Linked DNA regions of Homo sapiens: all the other regions are linked to region 2. Evidence: chromatin loops called from intact Hi-C (ENCODE). Cell type or tissue: CD4-positive, alpha-beta T cell. All regions are shown on one strand.

Region 1 (2,500 bases), 1.2 Mb after region 2:
GGGAGGAGGGAGAAGGAGGAGGAGGGAGAACAGGAGAGCATTTTGAAGGCTGACTCCAAGTGGCTTTAGGAACCCATAAGTTTGAAGGGCTTAAATTAAGCAGGGTCAGCTGATTGGTGCCTGCCGGCTCCCTGGGAACACAGGCCAGATTCCCTCCTCCAACCCTACAACTCCTCCTGCCTTCCCCTAACCATCTGGAAAATCACCATGGCAGGCGGAGGGGTCAGGATGCCCTGATCCACACTCTAGCCTCTGTCACCAGCTGTGTGGCACGTAGCTGTCCCTTAATCTCTCTGGCCCTGGTCTCCATCTGTGCAATGGGGAAAACTAACACCCCCAGCCTGAGCTGCTGGGAGGACCAAAGTCCATTTCAAGTGTAAAACACAAAAGGGGACTTTGCAAACTACAAAGCACTGTCCCCTGGTGAAGGGCGCTAGCACTGGGACCCGGACCCTAAAGAACCCACTCAGTGTCTCCCACCCTAAAAACTCCCTAGAAGGTTTTTCTCTAGAAGGACCCGAATCTTTCTGGCTAAGGGGTTTTCAAGATGAAACTATTTCTTCCCACACAATTATAGCAAACAGGCTCTTTGCAGCACCCCTACACACACACAGACACACACACACACCCCTGGGTAGATTCTCTGGAAGAATGTTTCAGAAGCCAAGGGGCCTCTGGGGGCCTCTGGGGTGGGGAGGTGGGGAGGGAGGGAGCAAAGAGACCTAGTTTTTACCGAATGCTTTTTGTACGGCTTAGATTTCTTTCCACCTTCCTTCCTATCAGGTGCACCCAATTACCCCTCAAAAGCATTCTTTTATACTTTTATACATTTATTCAGTTTTAACAAATGAAACATGTGACCCATGGCTCCTCCCTCCTTCCCCCACCCTGGATCCCTGGCTTCCTGGCCTCCCCTGCCTCATGCCAACATTCTGGCTCCCACGTTCCAGCACCTGCCCCAGCCAGACCCGGGGCCGGGCTCCAACCAGGGGCTGTCACTTCCACCTGGGCCCCCCTTGAAGCTGTCGACCTGGAGCTGGCTCTAGAGGGAAGAACAAAAGTGCGCTGCTCCTTTCAGGGAGCTGTGAGCAGACACACCCCCAAACACGAATGCACTGGGATGGGGCGACCTTGACAACACCCAGAGCCCTCCCGCCTAGCCGCCCTCCTTGCAGGCCCCACTGGCCGGCGGGCGCCACCTGCTGGACGCAAGCGAGAAGTGCACGCTGGTGCCCACTCATCTCCTTGGTCCTTCCAGACTGAGACGGGCACAGCGGTCTGCAGCCCTGGGCAATGTGTCCCGGGCTCCCGCCGGGGGCGCGACATCCTCCTCCCCACAAGTTTCTCCCAACAGCTGTTTCAGGTGTTTTTCCCAGACATGACGTTTTTACATGTTGGAGGTGTGTCAGACTAAAAATCTCCATTCACTCCCCAAATGTGCAGCGGGGCAGCCCAGTGACATGGTGACCAACAAGATGTTCATGGTCCCTGCAGGCTCTGAGGACCGGCGGCTGAGATTAAACAACTTATTACACAAAGAACCATTTAATTGCAAGCACAATCACGCTTAGTGGAGAAGGAGAGAACGGAGCACGGTTTAAGATGATCTCCTCACCAGTTCTGCAAGGTAGGATTCATTGCTATATTACAGAGGAGGCTCAGAGAGGTGCAGTGACTCCCCTAATATCACACAGCAAGAGAAGGTGGGGCTCAGATAGGGACCCGGGTCGTCCAGGCCCCAGGAGGCTGGGAAGGTGCAGGGTCCCCAATAGACCCACTGCCAGTTTGCAGAAATAGCCTCCAACCCCCTCCCTCACAAGGGTCCAGGGAGCAGCTCTTTCCCCAAAGGCTGGTTTCAGCAGGTTGCAACCACTGCTAGGGGTTATAGGGGTTACACCAGGCCCCCTGCAAGAGCTGCAGACTCTCTTGTCTAAAACGACAAGCAGACAGAACGGAGTCCTCAGACACTGTCCCCGAGAGACCACCTTCCTCTGCCTCTGCTCACCTCCCTTTTCAGCAAACTAGCCCACCATCCTTCATAACAGAAGAGGGGCCTGCAGTAAAACATAGCATGCCTGGGCCCCCTACAAATTGCCATCTCCTCCCTGGCCTCAGTTTCCCTGCCTGTCTATATAATGAGAGGTCAGACCGGCTGGTCTAAAGGTCAAGGTTGATCGAAGCACTCTAACTCTCCCCACCCACCTCCCTTCATCAGCCAGTGCAGAGACACACACGCCCCTCCATGGTGCTGGATGTCCTCAGTTTTCCCAAAATGACCTGGCTTTGAAAGACCAAGGCCAAAATGGTTTGGCGGTGACTGTGGAGGCCAGCAGGACTCCCTGGCCACACGGTGACTCAAAGAGGCAGCCGGCAGGACAGCCCTGTCTCCCCTTGGGACAGTGATGCAATCCATGGGCAGCTGGGAGGGCTCCGCGGGCCAGACTGCTGGGCAGGCCCCCTCGCTTTCTGAGTTTCGGGCCCTCACTGTAACCTGCAGACC
Region 2 (2,500 bases):
GCTCTGCGACTATTTCCTGTTGAATGCACATGGTCGTCCCAGGGCAGAGGCACCACTGCCCCAGTCTTACGGTGAAGGCACAAGGCCCAGGGAGGTGACGGAGCAGGGAGAGCTGGGAAGGCGGCAGAGCTGAGCTGTGAATCTAGGTCCAAATGCCCGATGCTGCCTCTCTCTCTTTTTTTTTTTCCAGATGGAGTTTTGCTCTTGTTGCCCAGGCTGGAGTGCAATGGCGAGATCTCGGCTCACCACAACCTCTGCCTCCCGGGTTCAAGACATTCTCCTGCTTCAGCCTCCCGAGTAGCTGGGATTACAGGCATGAGCCACCACGCCCAGCTCTACTAAAAAAATTTTGTATTTTTAATACAGACGGGGCTTCTCTATGTCGGTCAGGCTAGTTTCAAACTCCTGACCTCAGGTGATCCGCCCACCTCGGCCTCTCAAAGTGCTGGGATTACAGGTGTGAGCCACTGCACCTGGCCCCGAGGCCGCCTCTTAAGCACGGTGCCCCTGCCCCCTGCCTGGCTTCCTTCTCTCGCTAACTCACTGGCCAGCTGCACCTTGAAGAGGTGGGGCTGGAGGTCCATTTTCACTTCTGAAGGTCACCTGGGGGCATCTCGGAGGCAGAGCTGGGGTCTCTGCCCAGGGAGGCTCCTGTCTCTACACAGGAGGGGCTCCCCGTGGGAAAGGGGATTGGAAGCTGCGTTTGCAAAACCAGGACAGAAGAATAGGACCACCCACAAGGAAGGAAGGGCAGGAGGGAGAGGGTGGTGCCCCTTCCTCCCTGCAGCCTGCAACAGAGCCTCAAGCTTTCACAGCTTTCACCTGAGGAGGGAAGAGCTGGCTCGAGCTTGGCTTTTAGTGTGGGGTCCTCAGGGATGCGATTTGCCTTTTGAATGTCCACCTGGTGGTCGTGGGGTTCCTGCGATCCCTGCAACTCACTGGCTGTATGACCGTCTTCATTACCTTGTGCACAGGGTAAGCTGATAAGTAGTTAACTGGAGAACAGTGGTGGGGAAGGGAAGAAAGTTGGGTTGTCTGAAGCATCCAGGAAACTTGTATCTTCTGCATTGGTCCCCCATGCTTATCCTGACTGGATGTCCCCGTCTCACCCTAACCGTAAAGGTAACCCTAACCATAACCCTAACCCTAACCCTAATCCTAACCCTAACCCTAACTCTCTAACTCTCTAACTCTCTCTAACTAACAACTCTCTAACTCACTCTCTAACTTAATTAACATTATTCTTCCCAGGTGGGTGTGTGCTGCCTTCTCTTCATCAACCACTAGGTGGCAGCAGTGCCCCACAGATCCCATCAGGCCGCCTGCAGGCGGAGACTGGAGAGCCACCGTCCTTCCTGGGGTTGCCTCACACCTGGCCCCCTTCGTGGGCGCCGTCCAGGACGGTTCTGGACGATGAAAATTCCAGCTGTGGGCCCTCCTAGGGCTGGGCTGGGGAAGCCACACCTGCGCCCCTCAGTGTTCCCCAAGGATCACCATGTAGCCCATCAGCAAACCCTTCCTGCTGTGTCTGACCCCTGCCCAGGCTGTGGGAGGGAGGCCCCCAGGTGAGGGGGGATGGCAGTCAGGGAAGTTTCCCGGGAGGAAGGCCCAGCGGGGAGGCGGCCAGCCTGCCCCGGCCGGGGGTGTGTGGGGGCAGCCTGAGGAGGAGGGCTGCATCCTGGGGCTGCCCACATCCAGGACCAGCCAAATAATGAGCTGGCCCAGCCAAGGTGAACCAGAATGGGGGCTCTCCTTCACCAATGACTAAGAATCTCAAGACAGGATGGCAGAGCACTCAACCCAGCGCGGGGTCCTCTGGTCATGGGACCTGCTAGTTCCCTGCACTCCCCTTCCCAAATGTCTGGAGAAATGCTGTCCACAAAGTCTTACCCTCTGCCTGGTCAGCTCCCAGCAGCCCTGCCTGCCCTGGGATGGGCCAGCCTCATCCCCATTTTACAGAGGAGGAAACTGAGGCTCAGGGAGGGGAAGGGGCCTCCCTGGGAACCCCCATCCCTTTCATCTCCCTGGCCTTCTGCTCGTGAGCCACTGTCACTGCCATAGGAGCTGGGGGTTGGCCCTCAGAGTCCCAGGCCAGTCCCCACCCACCAGCGGTGTGTCCCTGCCCATCCGCCTCCTGATGGGGTGTGGAGAGGACCCCCTGGGATGGGTGAGTGAGGCTCCCGGCGCTCAGCGTCCAGCAAGTAATGATGATGATGAAAACAATGACGCTGTCACTTTAACAAACAGCCACTGTTGTTTCCATGACACTGGGAACCTGGACCACCTAGAACTGCCTCCTTCCAAGCGACACTGGGGCTGGCTCCCCATCTGAGCCGTCTGGAGACCCTGTGGCTGGCAGGCGACGCCGTCCCCCCGCCCAGGTGCTCCCAGCCCCCAGACCTACTGCAGCCCGGGAGGGGCTGAGGGTGCGGTTCCCGCAGGGTCCAGGGTTCTTTCTGGCTCTTGGAAGAGTGTGTGCCCTCTGATCCCCCCTAAATCC
Region 3 (2,500 bases), 1.4 Mb after region 2:
GGACCTCTAATGGCACAGAATGCCAGGCTGGCCCAAGGCCTAAGGGCAAAGCCCAGATGGGCCCGACAAGGGAGCAGGAGCATGGGGGCTCACAGGGGTCAGGGCTGTGTTTAGGGTGAGGAAGACATCTGTGAGGCATCGGCCAGCAGGCCATGCTGGGAGGGAGAAAGTTTCCTGTCCCTGGAGGTGTGCAAGCAGAGGCTGACTGGCAGAGTTGCTCAGGATGGCATCATTTATTACACGGGATCGGGCCAGGCAACCTTCGGAGCATACTACAACTCATTCACTGTTAAGCAAAGAAGCAGCTCAAACAAACAGGCGGGGAGTCAGGCTGGGAAAGGGGGGAGCGTCAGGCCCGCTGCATAGCCCAGCTCCCCACTTACCTTTTGAAGCCTCTTGAACCAGGTGCTTTCCCTCTCTAAGCCTCAGTCTACTCCTCAAACAGAGGCAAAAACACCTACTTTTTGAAAAAAGTTTCTTGAGCGCTGACCAAGCACCGGCACCGTGGAAGTGTTTTTTCACCTAGTCCTCGTGATATCCTTCAAAATGGGTGCACTTCCTGTCCTCGCTCTGCAAGCAGGAGACCAAGGCTCAGGGGTCCGGGAGCTTGCCGAGGTCACCAGAAGTGGTGCCTGCCTGCTCCAGCCTCCCTGCTGGCCAGGCGGCCTCCCTGAACCTGCAGAAGAGAGGACATGGGAGAGTCGCTGTCCCTGCTTTCTTGCCGGGCACAGCAGCCATCAGTTCCTCTCTACTCAATGTCTCACATCCCAGGCTTGCCAAGTCTCAGGGGAAGTGGTGAAGCTTGGGGAGCTGGCCCTTCCCAGTACAACCCAGCCCCGACCCTGACCCCTGCGAGACAGGGCCCCCACCCCTCTGCACAGCTGGGGAGCCAGCAGCCAGCTTGGGAAGTGGGCACCAGGCAACTCAGGGCAGTGTCATCCCCTGCCGCTAGCCTGCCGTCCCCCCGCTGGTCACACAAGCTGATTCTCCTGGCTCTCACTCCTCCATCCCCCTTGGCTCCCACAGACATCAACGAGTGCCTGGTCAACAACGGAGGCTGCGACCACTTCTGCCGCAACACCGTGGGCAGCTTCGAGTGCGGCTGCCGGAAGGGCTACAAGCTGCTCACCGACGAGCGCACCTGCCAGGGTGAGCCCCTGCCATGCCCCGGGTGGCTCTCGGGCCCAGCGGGATCGTGCCCCTTCCCCTCCTGGGCTGACACGGGCTCCTAGGAGGGGAGGGGAATGCGGATGGGGCTGGGCCCGAGGGAATGGGGTCCTTTACGACTCTAGGGGACATCCAGTCCAATCTGTTCCTTTTATTGATGGGACACTGAGGCTCGAGAGGGCTTCAGCACATGTCCCAGGTGGCAGAGGGAGCCGGTGGCCCAGCTCATCAGTTCACCCAGCCCCTCCCTTCCCAGGTGGCCCACGGGCCTCCCAGCATCGAACTCCTCTGGCTTCGGAGGTGGGATGCTGCCATCTGTTGGAAAGCGTTGCACATTGCAGGCAGGCGCTCTCAAACAATCCTCACCTGCTGGGAACAAGGATAATGAGGAGGGGTCTGGGCAGAAGCCAAGAATCCCGGCCCAGGAAGAGTCTAGTGGGATCCAGGATGCAGCAGGAGCCCAGAGGCTGGCAGTGCAGAGCGGGGTCAGGGAAGGCTACGGGGAGGGTCCGTTGGTGAAATGCCTGAGGGGTGAGTAGCGATTTTCCAGGAGGAGCCAGGGAGGTAAACCCACCCAGGAGATGGCGCTGCCGGCCTGAGGAGGTTTAGGGGACCACAAGGAACTTGGTGGGGCCGGATGAGGCCATGAGGAAGGAGACAGGTACCCTGTGGGCCCCACACTGGGAGAAAGTGCAGGGGGTGGGGCACCCCATGTAGCAGGGCAGGGGCTGTCTTTCCCTGACGATTATCCAGCTGTGCTCTGGTGGTTTTTTGCCCACGGGGTACCAGCAGTTGCGGGCAGCATGTGGCCTTGTCTGGGTACCAGGCTGTGCTTCTGCCTGTCAGTGCAGCTCAGGGGCTGGCACGGGGCAGGGTGAGGCCCTGAGGAGCGAGGGCTGTTCTCCCACAAGGTCCCTGAGGAATGTAAAAGCAGGAGGCTGGCGAGAGTAGGGCCAGGGCCTGCCGTCCTCAGAATCATGTGTGCCCCAGGCCAGCCGCTGCCTTCCCCAGGCTCAGCCTCTTCGTCCCTGGACGGGCATCCTGGCCCTGTCTTCTCCTCAGGGCCTGAGGTCTAGACAGGAGCACAGTGTCTGTCCAGGCCCTATCAGGGTTCTTCTGACTTTGACTTTGTTTCTCTGTTGGCCTTGCCAAGTTCTTCTGCAGAGGGCTGAGGAGAGCCCTTGACCTTGCATCCCAGCTGCCCCCTGAAAGAGGCAGGCGGCTGTCGAGGAGGAGGTGAGATCGCTTGTGAGGCCCTGTCCTCACCCGCCCCACCCCCACCTGTATCTTTTCCACCCCCTTCCAGGCTCATCTTTCTGAGGCCTTGGGGCTC
Region 4 (2,500 bases), 59 kb before region 2:
GAGACTCCATCTCAAAACAAAACAAACAAATAAAAAAAATTAGCCAGGCGTGGTGGCACATACCTGTAATCCCAGCTACTCGGGAGGCTGAGGCAGGAGAAGCTTTTGATCCCGGGAGGCACACGTTGCAGTGAGCCGAGTTAATGCCACTGCACCCCAGCCTGGGCGACAGAGCGAGTCCCTGTCTCAAAAAAATCAACAACAACAACAACAACAAAAACACAAGAATAGAACAAGATGTTGTGAAAGCCAGGTGCCCAATAGGGGAACTTCTTTTTCTTTTCTTTTTGTTTTGAGACAGTCTCACTCTGTCGCCCAGGCTGGAGTGCAGTGGTGCGATCTCAGCTCACTGCAACCTCTCTCTCCTGGGTTCAAGGATTCTTGTGCCTCAGCCTCCAAGTAGCTGAGATTACAGGTGTGTGTTACCACACCTGGCTAATGTTTGTACTTTTAGTAGAAACGGGGTTTCACCATGTTGGCCAGCCTGCTCTCACTCCTGACCTCAGGGGATTTGCCTGCCTTGGCCTCCCAGAGTGCTGGGATTACAGACGTGAGCCACCATGCCGGGCCCCAATAGGGGAACTTCTGATGTGTGGCATCATCACGGTGCTCCCCCAGGGAGAAAGGATGGTACCACGGAAGCCAGGGCCCTGGGCACAGGGCCTGCAAGTGGAACCATCTTTCTGGGCACTATCTGGGTTAGAAGGGGACAAAGTTAGGCGGAAGGGGCATCACGTATCTCGGCTTTGATTCCAGCCCCACCCTTGGTGCTTGGGATTCTGTGTAGAAGTTCTGAGCAACTCCAGCATGTGCCTGGGCATGTCTGAGAGGGTGTCAGGCACCACAGCCCACGCCTGGCAGAGTCACGGTGGCTGTGAGTGTGCCTTTCACTGGGGAGAGCTTGTGGCTTTCACTGGGGAGAGGGGTGTGGCTTTCACTGGGGAGAGGGTGTGGCTTTCACTGGGGAGAGGGGTGTGGCTTTCACTGGCGAGAGGGGTGTGGCTTTCACTGGCTTCTCTGAAAGCGCAAGGCTCCCACCTTAAGGAGAAACTGAGGGATAAGCATGGCCCTTCTCTATGGAGCATCCACAGATTTGGGGTGGAGGAGGGAAAACATTTTTCTGATTAAATACACATGGCTCTATTCCAGACAGAGGAGAAATCGTTTTTTGTTTGTTTGTTTTGAGATGGGGTCTTGCTCTGTCCATTCTAGTCTCCACTGTCCATTTTACAGATGGTGAGACTGAGGCCTTGCACAGGAGTGGGATATGTAGGGTCACCAGCAGAGCAGGACTGTCCCAGTGCATGGGGTAAAGGACACATGCTCACTCACGGAGGCCCTACTGGGTGCTGGCACTGCGTACCCATCTACCCTCCGACCTGGGGCAGACCTACAGGCCAGAATTTCCACCCACATTTTTCAGAAGAGGAACCAGAGGCTCCGAGGGAAAGCTGACTTGCCCGGGTTGTAGGGTGAGTGAGTGGAAGGGCTGAAATCAGAGCCCAGCTGTGACTCTGGAGCTACACGCTTCCCACGGTCAGTAACCCCAGCGGCCACCAGGAGCGCCTACTTCGTGCCGGGCCCTGAGTCCCGGGCTGCCACTTCCCTTCCCCTGAGAGCCACAAGAGGGCAGTAAAGGGAGGCTCCAGAATCCCCAGGAGGGAGGACGCCTGAGCCTCCAGAGATGACATTTCACCAGGGCCTGGAAGGATGACCTCACCCAGCACGGCCAAGTGGAGCACAGACCAGAGCGACAGGAAGGGGCTGCTCCCCTACTGTGGACGCTGACATCAGCCCGGCCCTGTGCTCTGCACCCACACCCGCTGTCTGCCCCTAACCTCACAACAGTGCCCTGGGCAGAGAGCTGGGGGCGGGTGCAAGCTGGGCAACACCAGGCAGCACAGGCAGTTGGACCGCGGGTAGGAGGTGACCCTCAGGCATCCTGACCCTGGTCCCCAGTGCTCTTTGCCCCTTCCCCATCATCCCCAGGACATTTTCTTTTGAGTCTCGCTCTGTTGCCCAGGCTGGAGTACAATGGCGCGATCTCGGCTCACTGCAACCTCCACCTCCCAGGTTCAAGTGATTTTCCTGCTTCAGCCTCCTGAGTAGCTGGAACTACTCAGCTGCCGCCACCACGCCCAGCTAATTTTTGTATTTTTTTTGGTAGAGACAGGGTTTCACCATGTTGGCCAGGCTGGTCTTGAACTCCTGACCTCAGGTGATCCACCTACCTCGGCCTCCCAAAGTGCCGGGATTACAGGTATAAGCCACCGCGCCTGGCCATCACCAGCACATTTTCTACCACTCTCGAGGCTGGATCAGACTGGCTTCCAGCTCCTGGCCTCACTGGGCTCACAGCTCAGGCTCTGTGGGCACTGGGGTGGGGGCTGGGGTGGCCACAGGTGGCTTGTTTAACTGAAAAGCCCCAGGCCCCTCCTCAGCCCACCCCTCTGGCCCGGGCCCTCCTGGACCCTCAATCAATTCTGGAAGTCCTGGTTTC

The links. A loop is a pair of places that touch in the nucleus more often than their neighbours do. Peaks named below come from ENCODE experiments on the same cell type or tissue, not always from the same donor. Only the 100,000 strongest peaks of a DNase experiment are listed, where the experiment ranks them.
Region 1: it touches region 2 in a loop (11-fold over the local background); 41 of 110 quality-filtered maps call a loop at or near these places.
Region 3: a loop joins it to region 2, with 7 times the contacts of the local background. A loop is called at or near these places in 2 of 110 quality-filtered maps.
Region 4: it touches region 2 in a loop (2.6-fold over the local background); 4 of 110 quality-filtered maps call a loop at or near these places.

What each region holds. Positions count from the first base shown.
Region 1 is chr22:43,387,214-43,389,713 of GRCh38, reverse strand. LOC105373053 (a long non-coding RNA gene) reads left to right here. Exons shown (of 4, transcript XR_938288.3): 3 at 1,495-1,627. Among named protein-coding and RNA genes, the nearest start is that of LINC01639, 12 kb to the left of the region's middle. RefSeq lists enhancers at 495-1,073, 1,074-1,652. In CD4-positive, alpha-beta T cell, CTCF peaks have their summits at 1,102 and 1,217 (motif pointing left); a DNase peak (open chromatin) is centred at 1,193; H3K27me3 peaks cover 858 bases.
Region 2 is chr22:44,625,198-44,627,697 of GRCh38, reverse strand. LINC00229 (long intergenic non-protein coding RNA 229) reads left to right here and starts at 2,279. Exons shown (of 5, transcript NR_044991.1): 1 at 2,279-2,381. In CD4-positive, alpha-beta T cell, a CTCF peak has its summit at 1,299 (motif pointing right); DNase peaks (open chromatin) are centred at 1,317 and 2,087.
Region 3 is chr22:43,230,402-43,232,901 of GRCh38, reverse strand. SCUBE1 (signal peptide, CUB domain and EGF like domain containing 1) reads left to right here. Exons shown (of 22, transcript NM_173050.5): 8 at 1,027-1,149. Among named protein-coding and RNA genes, the nearest start is that of SCUBE1-AS2, 19 kb to the right of the region's middle. RefSeq lists a silencer at 1,365-1,659. In CD4-positive, alpha-beta T cell, CTCF peaks have their summits at 1,256 and 1,456 (motif pointing left); a DNase peak (open chromatin) is centred at 1,461.
Region 4 is chr22:44,684,043-44,686,542 of GRCh38, reverse strand. It overlaps a transcript of PRR5 not described here. Among named protein-coding and RNA genes, the nearest start is that of PRR5, 17 kb to the left of the region's middle. RefSeq lists enhancers at 216-716, 597-916, 1,893-2,432. In CD4-positive, alpha-beta T cell, CTCF peaks have their summits at 1,357 and 1,557; DNase peaks (open chromatin) are centred at 942 and 1,612; H3K4me3 peaks cover 475 bases.